Linked DNA regions of Homo sapiens: region 1 is linked to region 2. The links are chromatin loops, found by intact Hi-C in ENCODE. Cell type or tissue: psoas muscle. All regions are shown on one strand. Each heading gives the region's core, and the rest is flanking DNA. Links, peaks and the distances in the headings are about the cores only. Region 1 has its middle 9.1 kb from the start of MYLK2. Region 2 overlaps TPX2 (TPX2 microtubule nucleation factor).

The links. Peaks named below come from ENCODE experiments on the same cell type or tissue, not always from the same donor. Only the 100,000 strongest peaks of a DNase experiment are listed, where the experiment ranks them.
Region 1: it touches region 2 in a loop (2.8-fold over the local background); 10 of 110 quality-filtered maps call a loop at or near these places.

The regions. Positions count from the first base shown.
Region 1 is chr20:31,808,792-31,811,707 of GRCh38, reverse strand. No RefSeq gene overlaps it. Among named protein-coding and RNA genes, the nearest start is that of MYLK2, 9.1 kb to the left of the region's middle. In psoas muscle, for the core only: no CTCF peak of the experiment used is centred there; a DNase peak (open chromatin) is centred at 1,277; H3K4me3 peaks cover 17 bases; H3K27ac peaks cover 2,500 bases.
Region 2 is chr20:31,750,712-31,753,627 of GRCh38, reverse strand. All of the region lies in intron 2 of TPX2 (TPX2 microtubule nucleation factor), which reads right to left. Among named protein-coding and RNA genes, the nearest start is that of TPX2, 13 kb to the right of the region's middle. In psoas muscle, for the core only: no CTCF peak of the experiment used is centred there; no DNase peak of the experiment used is centred there; H3K27ac peaks cover 1,968 bases.

The sequences.
Region 1 (2,916 bases), core at 291-2,790, 58 kb before region 2:
GGTTTCCTCATCTGTCATATGACTTGTTGGAAGAACATATGGAAAAGCATTCTTCCCTCCGTCTTCATTCTGGGAATGGAGTCTTGGCTAAGGAGATAAAACATCCACTCAACAAGCTCAGCAGCTCTCCCGTGTCTAACTCAGTCAGACTGTACAAAGGTGACCCCTCAAGGGGCTGTGGAAGGGAGGAAGATGTTCTCACCCTGAGACAGGCTCTTGACTGGCTGGGCACTAAGGTCACAGGAGAGTGGCTGCTGGCTCCTTGGCCCATGGGTACCTGCATTAGGAGACCTGTTGTCTGTCAGGATTTGCAGGTCCCTCTCCTGGCACAGTGGTCCTCACACTTAGGCACGCATCACTGTCCCCTGGAGTGCTTGTTAAAATATACGTTGCTGGGCCCCACCCTCAGCGTGCCTGACTCAGTAGGTCTAGTGTGGGAATAAAGAATTTGCATTTCTAGTCCCTGATGATGCTGTTGCTGCTGGGCCACAGACCACACTCTGAGGACCACTGTCTTAGAGAATAAAAGTCCCACAGGCCAAGATGCTTAGGCCTCTGAGTAGCTCACAAGAGTAGCGTTGTGGTGTATGTGGGGAAACACAGAACACTGAGACCCAGTCATCAGTACAGCAAATGTTCCAAGGAGAGAGAGATGCACAAAAAGTGAAGCTCTGGCCTGGCGCGGTGGCTCACGCCTGTAATCCCAGCACTTTGGGAGCTTGAGACCAACCTGGCCGACATGGTGAAACCCTGTCTCTACTAAAAATACAAAAAAAATTAGCCGGGCCTGGTGGCAGGCACCTGTAATCCCAGCTACCCGGGAAGCTGAGGCAGGAGAATTGCTTGAACCCAAGAGATGGAGGGTGCAGTGAGCCGAGATGACACCACTGCACTCCAGCCTGGGCGACAGAGCGAGACTCTATCTCAAAAAAAAAAAAAAGTGAAGTGGTTTCATGAAGGGGAGGCGCACTGGCAACCCCTCCCAGCTCCTGAGTGACTGTGTGCTCTGTGTTGCTTCCCCCATTCGTTTTCTATTGCTGCAGTAACAAACTACCAAGAGAGAAAAAGCCTCTCTTGCTTGAACAAACTCCCATGAACCTCCTCCCCTGCAGAGATGTCTCCCTGCTTCTTTTGGCCAGCTGTTAACTAGAAGCTGCTGACCCTATCCTGTCAGGTTGTTAGCTGTGGGAAAATAGCAAAGGCCTCTGGCAATCCTTGGTGACACAGCCACTGACAACACTGAATATGTGACTCAAGCACGGCCACTCTGAGTCACACTGGCTAGCTGGGTGGGTAACAGTCACCATTGCTGCCCACAGTGCCTTTGGGGCATGGTAAGGCGGGAGAGAAATTCCCCTCCACTGTGCTAGAGGAAGGGTCCTTTCTAGCAAGATCATTCTAACTTCTATGAGGAGACTGAGACCCAGAGAATATAAACAACATGTTCAAAGTCACAAAGCGAGAGCAGCTCTCCCAGTTCCCAATCTAGGGTTTATTCCATGAAATAATTCTGTATTTCTCTTGAACCCTGTGCCAGTTATCCAAAAATAACCCAGGTCTCCTTGTCCATGAACACGTAAAAACTGAATCGCAACGGAGAGAAACAGAAAAAGAACAAGGTAAAGTCCATTTTATGGTGACATCCTTAAACTGCCTCCAACAATAGAAGGATTACTTCCAAAATAATCTCAATCTTGGGGGGGAAATCATATCTTGGATGGGAAGGACTTCTTTGTGGCAGTCTGCAAGAATTCACTGAACATTCTATGCAGTCTTTAACCAGTTCCAAGGTCAAGAAAAACATCAGAAAATATGTGTGCGTGTCAAGGGGACAGAATTATTCAGGGATTAGTCCCCTGGAGTGATCTGGGCTAGATTTCCGTTTCCAGAACAACCCTTGGAAAGTCCTCAACAAGATAGAACACTGGTCTCCAACATACTTCGTTGAAGTCCACATGGAAACCCAGGGACAGGAGAGCTTGCTCTCTTGCAGGGATTGAACAACTGGCTATAGAAGACATATAAATATAAAAGTAGGGCTGGTTTGGCTTAAAAAACTGCCTAGAAAAAAATCTAAAAATATTTAAGCTGAAAGGAGCCTTATTAATTGTTCCAGCTCAATCTTATTTGACGGATGTGGAAATTGAAGCCCCCAAAAGAGGAATAACTTGTTAAAGGTTACCCATCATTTCTCTAACCGGAGTGAGATTATAATCCCACCCTTCTTCCCAAAAGACACATCACAGCCCCAGGTAGAGTCTTTGTTTTGTTTTGTTTTGCTTTGTTTTGTTTTTCTAGATGGAGTCTTGCTCTGTCGCCCAGGCTGGAGTGCAGTGGCATGATCTTGGCTCACTGCAACCTCCGCCTCCCAGGTTCAAGCGATTCTCCTGCCGCAGCCTCCTGAGTAGCTGGGATTACAGGCGCCTGTCACCACGCTTGGCTAATTTTTGTATTTTTAGTATAGACAGGGTTTCACAATGTTGGTCAGGCTGGTCTCAAACTCCTGACTTTGTGATCCACCTGCCTCGGCCTCCCAAAGTGCTGGGATTACAGGCGTGAGCCACCGCACCCAACCTCCTGGTAGAGTTAAGAAAGACTAAGAGCTTTCTCCTTTCAAATCTGATCTAAAGTAGAGACAACAAATCTACTTGAAAATGTGGCATCCCAAGACTTTAAAGAACATAACTAGAATTATCTCCAGAAAGGCTTTGTTAAATGCCAATGAACGTTGTCTCTGGACATGGGTGTTAGTAATGTTGACATCATATCAGCCAAAAAGAGCTTTCCATTCAGCAAATGTGCAAGCCAGGATAATGTCATTAACTATGCTTTTGGGAAGGGCTTCTATTCACTTTCAAGCTTATATTTTAATTACAAACATAGACTGGTAAGTGGTTTGAGAACCACCATTTAAAG
Region 2 (2,916 bases), core at 109-2,608:
TCTTTATAACAATGCTCTAATTGAGGTACTTAGTGTAGAAACATGATATTTTAGAATTGGGAGGAAACTTTGATTAACACCTAACCTTTGCAGTCTATAAGATATTAACTTAAAGCAAAAAGGGGTTCTCCAAGATCACACAACAAAAATCCTAAGGATCATGGTAAAAACAGTTACCAGAGGTGTTCATTACATGCCAGGTGCCATGATATACTAAATATGTATTCTTTCTGATATGCAAAACAATCCTGTAAAGCAGCAATTATTCCCAACCTAGAAGCTGAAGATCAGAAAGATTAAATGACTTGCCCAGTATCACACAGTTACGTAAAAACAGAGCCAGATCTGGACCTGAGGCTCGTGACTTCAGCACAATGTTCTTTCTACATCCTTCTGCCCTCTTACCTTGTGAATTAAAGAAGGGTGTTCATGAAGTTAAGCTATTTGCATAGAAAAGAATACTGTATTTATTTCCAAGTAAATCCATTCTCCATAGTCTTCTGTCTGGAATAGGGGTTCTTTGGTATCCCCAGTCTAAATTTTCCTCTCTCCTCCATTTCTACTTTCATTATTAAGCTTAACTCAATAAGCTTTTTGTCAGTGGTTCACAATAGTGTGTACTTGCTAGGGGCCATAAGCTGTGTGCCCTTGAATGTTTCTCAGTAACATTCAAGGATGACACTCTATATCTTCACACAAAAAGTAGATCTAAGCGGCCAGGCTCAGTGGCTCGCACCTGTAACCTCAGCACTTTGGGAGGCCGAGACAGGTGGATCACAGGGTGAGGAGATTGAGACCATCCTGGCTAACATGGTGAAACCCCGTCTCTACTAAAAATACAAAAAGAATTAGCCAGGCATGGTGGCGGTCACCTATAGTCCTAGCTACTCAGGAGGCTAAGGCAGGAGAATGGTGTGAACCCGGGAGGCAGAGCTTGCAGTGAGCCGAGATCACGCCACCGCATCCAGCCTGGGCAACAGTGCGAGACTCCGTCTCAAAAAAAAAGAAAAAAAAGTAGATGTAGTCCTGAACACAAAGGAACTTAACATCTACATAGACGCTAAGGTCCTATCATACACAATAAATAAGACAGTTTGTTTAAATTATACAGTATGAACTCTAAGTATAGAGAATTAGAAATTAACATGGCTGAAGTCAAGGTACGATTAAATATTTTTCATTGACCATGACCAAAACAGTAGCAAGTACATTAAAATGGAAGTTACCTCCTGATAGCCACTTTCCAAGCTTGGGGTAGCCATGGGACAGTTCTGGCCAATGAGAACTAAGTAAGAATCTGCTGAGGGATTCCTAGGAAAAAATTTTCTTTCCTGAAAACAGCTATAGCCCTTATTCCTGCCCTTTCCCTTTATCCTTCTTCTTGCCTTGAAGGCAAGCTGGAGCTATGGCAGTCATCTGGTATACATGAGTAGATGGCCAAGAGAACAATAAACATAGGGCTTAACATCAATGAGCTAATGACTATTAAAGATCAAATATCAGCTACTATATACCTCTAGACTTCTGGTGTTTTTTACAATTTTCCATGACCTGCTAAAAAGACTTCTTATACTAAAAAAAAATAGGCCAGGCACGGTAGCTCACACCTGTAATCCCAACACTTTGGAAGGCCAAGGCAGGCGGATCACCTGAGGTCAGGAGTTCGAGACCAGCCTCACCAACATGGTGAAACCCTGTCTCTAATAAAAATATAAAAATTAGCCAGGTGTGGTGGCAGGTGCCTGTAATCCCAGCTACTCGGGAGGCTGAGGCAGGAGAATCACTTGAACCCAGGAGGCGAAGGTTGCAGTGAGCTGAGATTGCGCCATTGCACTCCAGCCTGGGTGACAAGAGTGAGACTTCATCTCAGAAAATAATAATAATTATTGTATAAACCATTATAGCCACATTTTCTGTCACCTGTAGTCAAAAGCAATTCCAACTAACAGAAGTCCAGAATGCCCTCTCTGGCATTTACCACATGTATATGACAATAGGCAAGTCACTAATTCTCTGCCTACCTTCTTACCATAATCAAATAAGAAGCTACTTCAAGTGCTATGAAATACACTATTGTAAGGTATTATCACTGCTGATACCTTTCCTCTCCTTGACCACATTTCTATTCAAAGGATTTTTAGTGAAAGATTCCATGGTACTGACAGTGGTTAAAAACCCCTTGCTGCAAGGAGGAAATTTTCCTTTTCTTGTGAACAAATATGCTAGAAGACATGGGAAAATCTTGGATTCCCATGATCTTAATGCCTAACTCAGGTCACTGGGAAGGCTTCCCAGGCATGAATGTAATGAAGACGACTAAAGCTGGGGGAAGGAAGAGGCAGGAATGTAACATGCAGCAACCCCACTTAGCCTCAAAACCATGATTCCACCAAAGCATGATGCTGAAAACTACCTGGAAAGTGTTCAAATTTAACCCTTCACATCCTTTTTTTCTTTCTTTTTCATCTCTGTTTTTTAAAGAATCTAGCCTGTTGCTCAGGCTAGACTCGAACTCCTGGGCCCAAAGGATCCTCCCTCCTCAACCCCTCCTAAGTAGCTGGGCATGGTGGTGTGTGCCTGTAGTCCCAGCTAATCAGGAGGCTGAGGTGGGAGGATCATTTGAGTCCAGGAGTTTGAGGCCACAGTGACCCACGATTGCACCACTGCACTCTAACGTGGGCAACAGAGTGAGACTCTGTCTCTTAAAAGACAACAACAACAACAACAACAAAATAGTTAAGCAGTATTTATTTCCCTAGATCTATGTTTGCAGCCCAAAAGAAACTGAGCTTTCTCAAATTTTTATTAAATATTCATGACAAGCAATGATTGTCTAATCTCTTGATTTAAGGAAATAATCCTTCCCATTTACGTGGCCTATAAATTGACTATTAACTTACCCAAATGTTACATATT